Regions from separate parts of the Homo sapiens genome. Here region 2 is linked to region 1. Evidence: read pairs that join two places in POLR2A ChIA-PET (ENCODE). Cell type or tissue: A673. All regions are shown on one strand. Each heading gives the region's core, and the rest is flanking DNA. Links, peaks and the distances in the headings are about the cores only.

Region 1 (5,372 bases), core at 310-5,309:
CAAGCCCCTGTGACACACAATTTACCTATATAACAACCATGCACATGTACCCCGAACCTAAAATAAAACTTAAAAAAAATTAAAGTGTCTGGTACGTAACTCCCCAGTAAATTTATTTTAAATCAGCTCTTTAGCTGATTTATGATTGTGTGTTAATTGTATCTAGCATTTGCATGGTTGTTAAGATGGATTGGAATCTGTTTGCTATGAAGTACAGTCAAAGGGAAATATTTATTTTTTCCCTTTCTTTTCTTTGACAAAGGAAAAACTGTCAGCCATAAAAGTCTTTTTTTTTTAAATAACTTATAGGTCAAAGAATTAGAAGAGCAACTAGAAAATGAAACACTCCACAAAGAAATACACAACCTCAAACAGCAACTGGAGCTTCTAGAGGAAGATAAAAAGGAATTGGAATTGAAATATCAGAATTCTGAAGAGAAAGCCAGAAATTTAAAGCACTCTGGTAAAAGCATTGAGTAGGCTACTATGTCTTACTATTAATCTTTGAATTACTCATGCCTAGTACAAAACCTGGCATATAGTTAGTCTAGAACATTTACTGAATGCTGTGGAAAAATACCAAGATTTGTTTTGAAATTCCTTAATTTCTAACCATTGCAATTCAGTAGAATAGCTGCTGTATTAAATAATTCAAAAATATTTAGACTAATTTTTTGGACTTAGAGCCCTTGTGAACATCATATACAGAATTTAGACACAGAGATACCGTTAGCCTAGGAAGACCAACTTTTCAGCATTTTTCAGAGCTTCAGAGATGAATGTTCATTATGTACTTTATTTTGTTCACTTAGAGTGCATTTTTAGAAAGAATTAAACTTTTTAAAAATACTGTCTTCATCTTTGGTGTTCATACTACCTTCATCTTTGGTGTCTAATAATACACATGAAATAATACTTTCTATATTGTACCTAACAATGAACTGGGCAACAATATATCTATTAAATGGAAAATCTTTAGAAACACCAGGGGATACTTAAATCAAAAGATTTATTCATTCAGTTCTAGAAGGCTTAACGGGAATGTGCGAGTTAGATTACTATACGGGCATATGTGTAAGTCTCTGTTGGAAGGTCGGTAATTTAAGAAGTCAGGTACATTCCCTTTATAATAGCTTCAATATTCACTTCAGATATTTTTGGTTAATTTTATACTAGAATTTTGAAACCTATGCAGAAGAACCATGTAGGCCTTTTTTCCTTCTAAAAGCATTCAGTGCTTTCTAATCCACAATGAAAATTGATTATAATTTATTTTTTAATTGATCCAAAATTAAGAAGTATTTCATTCTTTTTAGTGAATATCAGAGTAGCCTGTAGCCAAAGCCATCTTTATTATGAATAGAGGAGGCAGACACTGGAAATATATAAGGTTCAAATCTGAATGCCTTCTATTAATACTTATTATCTGCTGTGTGTGTACCCAGCCCTATCCTAGGAAACAATAAGAAATACAGAAGAAAAGAAACCATGCTTTTTGTCTTCAGAGAACTCAGATTCCCCTTGGAGGGATAGGTGCATGCACATAAAAAGACTAGAGGATTCTCAGTTTTGGAGAGCATAGCCCACACTGCCTATTTAAGTGTTGAGGGTAAATACAAATGGACAGATCCCTGAGGGTACACTCAGTCGGGGAAAGTGGAATGGCTGTGGATGGGGAGAGCTACCTCTGAGTGCCAACAGTATGCAGCACCTTTTACCCATTATCTCATAGGTATTAGCACCTGTGATATCAACTTAAGTTCAGTTCTTTGAAGTCAGGTGTTACGTCTCCTGTAGCACCATTCATAGGCACTTTCACATCATTGGTGCTTAGTAAAATGCCTTCCTCATGAAAGACTTGAAGGAATACGATACATTTCCAGAAATCTCTTCAAAAGAGCAAAAAGTTTCTGAGTTACAGATTTAGGAAGCTGAATCTGGTTAAAATCAAAGACTCTAGTATTTGCAGTTTTTGAAGGAAATTAAGCAGGGGAGAGAAGTATGCAGCTATTAAATTTCATTACTAAATGTCATCTTTAAAATTAATTCTTGGTCTGTACACTTTTAAAGTATTAACAATTTCTTAGTGTTTGAGTCATATACTTCGTTGTTAACAAATATTTCTTCAGCCTACTCCTTCCTACCCTTCAGCCATTGTTTTTAATTTTTTTCTTTTCTAAAGTTGTATATACAGCAAAAAGATAACATTTAATATTGATGGATAGGAGTCCTCTCTTGCATTAGCAATAGACTAGATAGTGAAAAGTTTAAAAAGGTCTGTAATTTCATATTGAAATTTCTAATTTTGCCTTAATAAAAAGAACTTACTTTTGAGAAAGGTTATGTTCTTTTTTTCACATGTATAAACAATGTTTAGTTGCTTATTTCAGCTCTCTTCTGAATGTTTGCTCTCTGTGCAGTTGATGAACTCCAGAAACGAGTGAACCAGTCTGAGAATTCAGTACCTCCACCACCTCCTCCTCCACCACCACTTCCCCCTCCACCTCCCAATCCTATCCGGTAAGCACATCCAGGAAGACTGCTCTGCATCAAATGTTCTTCTCCATCAGATTGTGCCATAAGAGGAGTCATCTTAAAAGCATGAAAGATACTAGCTGATGCTTCTCTTGGAAATTTTTCTAAAGGCCAGTGATATGGTTTGGTTGTGTCCCCACCCAAATTTCCTCTTGAATTGTAGCTCCCACAATTCTCACGTATCGTGGGAGGTAATTGAATCATGAGGGTGGGTCTTTCCATGCTATTCTCATGATAGTGAATCTCATGAGATCTGATGGTTTTATAAAGAGGAGTTCTCCTGCACAAGTTCTCTCTTCCCTGCTGCCATGTAAGATGTGACTTGCTTCTCCTTGCCTTCCGCCATGATTGTGAGGCCTCCCCAGCCATGTGGAACTGTGAGTCAATTAAACCTCTTTCCTTTATAATTACCGAGTCTCGGGTATATCTTTATTAGCAGCATGAGAATGGCCTAACAAGCCAATATATTATTCCCTTCTTGTAGTATACAAATTTCATTCAATAACATTAAGATTTCCTTTAATGGTAAGAACAAGGAATTTTGAGCTTTTCCAGAATGTGTTTACTTTTCTGTCTTGCTAATTCAAATTTGAAAAGCTGTGGTTTGTTCAATTATTTTAAAAATAAAAATACTAAATGAAAACGTAAACATGCTAATTGTTATAAACTAGTAATTAAACTAGAAGTATTAATTACTTTTATCCCTAACCTCATATTTATACCTTTAGTAATGCTAAGAGAGGAACCGTCCATAAGAAAGATAGATTATGTTTAAATTCTTGTGGCAGGAAGTCACATATGCAGACAGGAATTCGTATTTTCTGAAGCCTAAGGTGACATGATGGCATTATGTACATCACTTGAGCACAATACACACTAGGAGATTTAGAGTCAAATTTTGCCTTTTTTGTGGTTCCACATGCCACCATCTAGAATTACATAAGACAACCTCCTTGCCATGGTGACAGCTTACATGCTCATGTCATGATGTTAGCTGCTTTTGTATAATTTATTCTTTAACAAATGGCATTTTAAAACTTTTTCTAGGGTTTTTTTTTTTTTTAAACCTTTCATTAACTCATGTGATTTGTTTAATCCTTTCACACAGAGAGGCCATTTATTCATACTTTGCACCTTTGCTGATCCATCTGAATAGAATGCGTAGCATGTTCCTCCCACACAACTATGAAAATGGGACTTTGCCTTTTAAAAAGATTCTCATTAGTTTTCCTTACTGAGTAGGGTATGACATAATCTACTTTAAGCCATTGAAGTAGTTAAGGCAAAATAATTTTTACACGTGATCGATCCAAGAGTCAATTGAAAGAATTTCAGGTATTTTAAAATCTTTCTCTCCTGGGTAGCTAAATCTGTAGGAGATATTCTGGATTTGACATTTAAAATTGGAAATTCATCACTTTGATCTTTCTCTAAGGTCTGGGATTTTGAGCTGATAAGAAAGGTCACTTCTGTCCATGAAGAGGGAGAACGATTAAAAAGTAATTACAGTCTTGCTGTTGGCCTTTAATTTTTATTCTCAGAAATGTTGAGAGCCCCTAGAATTAAAAGTAAAGTATAACCTAAGTAGAATTTTTTTTCCCAAAGAGCACTTTACAGTTACGCTGAGAAACGAATGTTCAGGACTATTTGTGTCTCAAGTGTGAACTCTTTTATAAGGCTCTTTAAAGAAAATTTTATTGAATAATATGATTTTTATTTTAAGATGAATTTAAATAGTATAGGACATAATTTTTTAAAGAAAAGAGTTTTTTTTTTGTGAGGAGTGCTTTCTTGTCAAAGAGGTATATTTGCACATGTATTGAGTTTGAGTGGATTTTGAATTCACAAATCAAAGTTTTCTAACTTTGTTCCTGATCTATTTGTTTTATCCTGATGTAAATCATGGTTAGAAATGAAAGTGGGAAGAAAAAAAAAGACTAGGGCCTGTAGCTTAAGTGGCTTACTGCTTTTCCCTTCTCTTCCCACTCATTTGACTCCAAGAATAGATAGAAGAAAGAGGAAGAAGGCAAACCTTGGTCACTTTGTCCCAGTGGTAGTGAAAGTAGGACAGGTTCTATGCAGATATAGTTCATGGGGAGAGGGTTGAGGCTATTAAGTGCTTTTTTTAGAGAAACAGAACCAATAGAATGTGTATATCTATAGATACAGATATAGGCAGATATAAATACAGATTTATTATAAGGAGTTGGCTCATGTGATTATGGAGGCTGTCAAACCCCAAGATCTGTAGGGTGAGTTGGCAACTTGGACACCCAAAAGTGTCAATGGTGTGGTTCCAGGCTGAGTCTAAGGGCCTGAGAACTGGGAGAACCTATGGTGTAGTTTTATTCCAAAGTTTGACAGGCTCAAGACCCAGGAAGTGGCAGTGTTTCAGTTCAAGTTCGAAAGCAAGAAAAAGCCAATAACCCAGTTAGAAGGCAGTCAGGCAGGAGGAATTCCCTGTTAGTTGAGGGAGGATCAGCCTTGTTGTTCTAATTAGGCCTTCAAATGATTGGCTGAGGGCCACCCACCTCAGGGAGGACCATCTGCTTTACTCAGTCTACTGATTGAAATGTTAATGTCATCCACAACATCCTCATGGAAACACCAGAATAGTGTTTAACCAAGTATCTCAGGCACCCCGTGGCCCAGTCAGGTTGACACACAAAATAACTATCACAGTGGACATGACGAACACCTCTTGAAAAACTAACAGGTGAAGGCCGGGCGCAGTGGCTCACGCCTGTAATCCCAGCACTTTGGGAGGCCGAGGCGGGCGGATCACAAGGTCAGGAGATTGAGACCATCCTGGCTAACATGGTGAAACCCCGTCTCTA
Region 2 (5,372 bases), core at 118-5,117, 210 kb before region 1:
CAATTCCGCAGCGGACCCGGATTACTGCCGCCGGATCCTGGTCCGAGGTAGGGATGGGCAGGGCTGCCAGGCGCGTTCTTTGGGGTCGACTCCGGGGCCGGAGCTGCGCGCTGCCGCCGACACAGGCCGGTGGGAAGGAGTGCCGGCTGGGACTTGGGAGAAAGTTGTTGGCCCTCCCCGCCCCGAGTCCGGCTGGGGACAAGCGCCTGGGACTCTCCGGTGCGCTCTCCAGGGGCCTCGGCCCTCCACGCCCGGAGGGGCCCCGCTGACCGGGCTGCGGGGGGAGATGAGGGGCTGCGCGGGTGCGGCCGGGCATCGGGCTGCGGCCTCCGACCCGGGAAAGGAGCAGAAAACTCCGGGAGGAGGTGTGCGCGCTCCAAGGGCCGGACGACCTGCCGGGAGCCGGCCAGGGGACTCCCGCGCTCTGGAGGGCTGAGCGCACCCAAGGGGGAACGCGAGCCCCGGAGAACAGCTGCCGATCGCGGGCTACGGCCCTGCCAGTTAGTGCACTGGGCCGAGGACCCCACGGCCGCGATCGGTGCCCGACCGCTGCCGCCGGGAGAGGCAGCTGGGCTTGGTTACGGAGCCGCGGTTGCCGCTTTGGTGCTCTGCTCTGCCGCTCTCGGATGGCGCGGCGTGCACTTAGCCCCGGCGGCGGAGGCTGCGAGGCCGGGCCCCGGCCCGGCGCCGCCCCAGCCAGCAGCAGATCTCCGGGCCCGGCCGGCCCCGACTCAGTCCCTCCTCCTTCCGCCGCGCGGACTCCGGAGGGAAGGAGACTCGAGGGTGGGGGTGGGGACGTCTGGATCACGGTCTGGTCGGCAAGCCCAGAGCTGGGGCCCGCAGGACCCGGGCGGGGCGACAAGGGTACCCTCAGGCTACAGGGGACCCGGAAGGCTCAGCCGAGGCCCCCCCAGGCCGGAAGAAACGTCCGCCTATGTGGAATTGATTGGATTTTTTTCTCTCCCCTGTCTGGAGGACTCTACAAAAAGACAAAGTGTGGTCCCTCCTTCGGTCAGCGGTATGGAGTTAGGCCCCTTGCCCTCCACACAGTGTCTTTGCTACCTGGTTGTGGTCGCGCTCCGCACCCCGCCCCCCATCCCCAAAACTGCACGCTTCTGGGGACTGTGTCCCCAAATCCAGCTCGGGCCAAGGAGGTGGAGGGGGACGGGAGGGTTCTGGCGGCTGACATCTCCCCTTCCCCAGATGCCAAGGGGTCCATCCGAGAGATCATCCTGCCCAAGGGCCTGGACTTGGACCGGCCTAAGAGGACGCGCACGTCCTTCACCGCGGAGCAGCTCTATCGGCTGGAGATGGAGTTCCAGCGCTGCCAGTACGTGGTGGGCCGCGAGAGGACCGAGCTCGCCCGGCAGCTTAACCTCTCCGAGACCCAGGTACCCGGCGACCAGGCCGCACACAGTTCTGCACCAGCCTTCCTCCCCACCACCCCTACCTAGCCTGCTCTTCACCTCCTAACCTGCTCTGGACAGAACTACCCTTGGGAGGTGGAGGAGATGGGAAGGATGGGTAAGACAGGCCTAAGGATTCCTTCCCCTAGATAATACATCCTTTCCCCCCACCATTCCTGCCATCCCCAAATCCTCCAGGGCCCATGTTTTATCCACCTTGGCCTAGGCCCAGAAGGCCCCAAATCCTGTCCTTTTGGAATTTTTATTGTCCCCCGGTTTTGAGCATTTCCTTCGAGCTTCTGCTCTACAAAGAACTGACTTTTGCCCTTGTTTGGGGTACCCCATTTTGGCTAGATTTCTAGGCCCCACCCCTTGTGGGCCCACCCAGCTGTACTCAGCGTCCAGGCCCATTCTACAGGAGTGAGGCTAGATCTAACACCCCCTGCCCCAGCACCATGGGTGATTCCCAGGAATTAGGTGTACGCCCTCCTGGAGATCTGCCTGTGCAGATCAGGCTGCCCTGACCCTTAAAGGAAGGCTTTCCCCATTCTGAGCTGGCCCCAGCCCTGAGCACCTAGGAGACCCTGTCTTCTGGGCCAGTGATGTGTGAGGTGTGTGATGGGAAGGAGATCTAGGACCCAGAAGCCAGTACTGCTGATTGTGCTTTAGATCTTTCCCTTTACATTAAATCCATATGATGCCCCTTGGAGCTGGCCATGTGGGCTCTGGGCCCAGGAGAGGACCCAAGAACTTGCCAAGTGGCATGTCACCAGCTTGGCCTAGCTACGGCAGCCTTCTTTCTGAAGACTGATCCTTTTCCCCATGCCCAACCCTGAAGCAGGTGGAGAGCATTTTAGGTCCGGGATCTGGGCTGAAAGCTGAGGACTGACAGAACAGATAGGGGTGTTCTTTTTGAGTTTGAGTTGGTATGGTAGCTTTTTCTATTCTCTCTGCTACTACTCCTCTTAGTTTATAAAATCTAGATAGGATAGTCTTTGCCTATTGCTGCAAAACTCTTCTGGGCCACTGCTAGGCCTGCAGAGGGGCAGAAGAATGAGAGGGGAGGTTAGTGGGGAATATTCAATCCACCTCAGCCTCCTGACTTTCTCCCATGATTCCAAGTTCATGACTCAGACCAGTGGAGAGATAAACTAAGAGTATCACCAGACCCTTCAATGCAGCTATCTGGTGAGAAGAGGTGCAGAAATCTCGGTCTACATAAAGTCTCCCGCACATATTATTCTCCTGCAGCCACTTTCCCTGCTTGCTGCTAGCTAATGGTCACGTCTTAAGCAGGAAATGGTCCTTTGTAGCCTTCACCAGGAGTAGTGCTTCTAGGACTAAATCCGAGCGCATTGGGCCAGGGGCCTGGGTCCAGAAAGGCTGGGCAATACTCCCTCCCCGCCTCTCTTCCCACTTCCCTCTTCCTTCTTCCCTCTTCCTTCACCGCACCCGCACCCTAGGGCCTCACACCCTCCACCGGAAATTCCGGCTTTGGGACTGCACTGATTCACACATCTGTGAGCCCCAAACACCGCTGCGGGGTAGCGCGGAAGCCAGTGAAACCCTTTCCGGTCTTCCTTCGAGTTCCTGCCGTGGGCATTTTATTACTTTGTTCTGTGTAAGCGGCGCCTGCCTGGGCCTGCTTCCCTGACCCGGAAGCGCAGCCCGGTGGAGCAGCTGTGTCCCCCTCGTGGCGGCGCCAGCTCCCCCAGCAGCGCCCCGGCCCGGACCCCTCCGGCTGCTGGGTGGGGCTGCGGATAGGGCTGGGACTTGGGGAGAGCCCCGGAGCCGCGCGCCCCGGGAGCTCGCTTCCTTTGACGCTGGTCTTCCCTGCCCCTCTCTCCAACTCTCCCCGCACCCCGGCGCGCAGGTGAAGGTCTGGTTCCAGAACCGGCGCACCAAGCAGAAGAAGGACCAGGGCAAGGACTCGGAGCTACGCTCGGTGGTGTCGGAGACCGCGGCCACGTGCAGCGTGCTACGGCTGCTGGAGCAGGGCCGCCTGTTGTCGCCGCCCGGCCTGCCTGCGCTGCTGCCGCCTTGCGCCACGGGCGCTCTCGGCTCAGCGCTGCGCGGGCCCAGCTTGCCGGCCCTGGGCGCGGGCGCCGCTGCAGGCTCGGCCGCCGCAGCCGCCGCCGCCGCCCCGGGCCCAGCGGGCGCTGCATCCCCGCACCCGCCGGCTGTGGGCGGTGCTCCAGGTCCCGGGCCCGCCGGGCCGGGGGGATTGCACGCAGGCGCCCCGGCCGCGGGCCACAGCCTCTTCAGCCTGCCGGTGCCCTCGCTGCTCGGCTCCGTCGCCAGCCGCCTGTCCTCCGCCCCGTTAACAATGGCTGGTTCGCTAGCTGGGAATTTGCAAGAACTCTCCGCCCGATATCTGAGCTCCTCGGCCTTCGAGCCTTACTCCCGGACCAACAATAAAGAAGGGGCCGAGAAAAAAGCGCTGGACTGATTTTAAGTGTTTCCCTGTATTTATATTTATAGTATCTATTGTGGTGATATTTATGGACTCACGCGCATTAGGTGCCCAGAGCTCCTGCGCTGGGCTCCTGGCTCCCACCAGGCCTCTGACAGCTCTCCTTTCCCACTAGACTCTGCTACCAATTTCATCTCATTCGGGCTATTTTTTTTTTCTACTACCTTTCCTCTGAGATTCCTCCCCAACCCCCAACTTCCTTCTGAATCCAGGAGCGATCCAAAGAATTGGGAAAAATGCCCGAGTTAGTCAACCTGATGCCCTGACCCCGTGCCCAGCCCAGGAGGGAAAAGACTGGTTCTAACTCCAAAGCACAGGACGTTTGCTCTAGATCCGCGGCTGCTGCGGCTGCTGCCGCTGCCGACTATTCCTAGGAATATTTGAAAGAGGAAAACTGCGCGCAGACCCCAGGGGCTTCCAGGTTTCTTTAGACCAAAAAAGGAGGACGTTCCTTCCTCTTGCCAGGGAAACCAGGGCTTGTGGGAGCCCCTGGGCCCCGCTTTGCGGACCTCTCGGGATAGTCGGTACACAACACAGCTTCCTGGCGGGCAAATCCTGCGGTTTTTCTCCCCTTTAGGGCAACTCCAATCACAACCACCCCCGACCCCAGGAAACAGTAACAAACGTCGTAGTAGGCAACGACACTGATAAATTTGATCTAATCAGCAATAAAAGCAATTGCTACGTAAAACCAGATGAAGTGGAACCAGTTTTTAAATACTTCCAATGATGAAATTTGGAAGGTGTAAGAAAATTCAGGATACAGAATGCCCCACAGGGCAATGCAAAATTAAGGTTCTGGGTGTTGTAACTTTAAACAGGAATTTAATGGGGGAAAAGCAAAGGAAAAGGTAACGCCGCTAATCAAAGGAAATTCAGAATCTTTTCTCCGAGCCTGTTCGGGGCGGTGGCCGACAGCTTCCCACTCCTCCAGGAAAGAGCAAAGCGGCTGCCGGCGGTAGCCTGCGCAGCCGGCGCTTCACCCTACGGCCTCCCAGGCGCGTAGCTTCGGGCACAATTGCTCGGTTTGGAAAACGAGTCAGCACTCATTGCCTCCTCTCCCAAACACCCGGATTCACAAAACCCTTCCTGCACGCAGGAAACGTCTGGATTTCTGAGCAGTTCTTTGCGGAAGGGGAGGCAGGGACGCCGCTGGGTGGTCGGGCCTCCTCTAGCAGTAGTCTCGGAGTCCAGATAGCGTCTTGTGTGATTGATAGGAAAGACACTCCCCTCGCCTCCCCAGTCTTAGGGTTTCAGTGGTCCCAAATCAGAACACGAACCGCGACACCCTCTTTCCTTACCCTGCGCAGCGGCGATCGTCCCTACAGCCACGGCCACCCACATTTTAACCAAAATCACAGACCCAGACTGCGAGGTGCCGCAGTGTCTAGAATGTATTCATCCATCTGAAGCAAGCGAAAAACACTTTTTTAAAATAGTAATTTTATTGTAAATTATTTACGTCGGAAACTCTCCCCCTCTTTTTCATCTTT

Evidence for each region. Peaks named below come from ENCODE experiments on the same cell type or tissue, not always from the same donor. Only the 100,000 strongest peaks of a DNase experiment are listed, where the experiment ranks them.
Region 2: POLR2A ChIA-PET joins it to region 1 with 5 read pairs; 2 of 35 experiments call an interaction of 5 or more read pairs at or near these places.

The regions. Positions count from the first base shown.
Region 1 is chr10:116,924,940-116,930,311 of GRCh38, reverse strand. SHTN1 (shootin 1) reads left to right here. Exons shown (of 17, transcript NM_001127211.3): 10 at 310-463; 11 at 2,421-2,520. Among named protein-coding and RNA genes, the nearest start is that of SHTN1, 78 kb to the left of the region's middle. In A673, for the core only: no CTCF peak of the experiment used is centred there; no DNase peak of the experiment used is centred there.
Region 2 is chr10:117,132,491-117,137,862 of GRCh38, reverse strand. VAX1 (ventral anterior homeobox 1) reads left to right here. Exons shown (of 3, transcript NM_001112704.2): 1 at 1-47; 2 at 1,204-1,391; 3 at 3,280-4,573. The coding sequence ends at 3,855. Among named protein-coding and RNA genes, the nearest start is that of VAX1, 3.1 kb to the left of the region's middle. In A673, for the core only: a CTCF peak has its summit at 3,082; DNase peaks (open chromatin) are centred at 752, 2,982, 4,292, 4,992 and 2 weaker places; H3K4me3 peaks cover 4,835 bases; H3K27ac peaks cover 5,000 bases.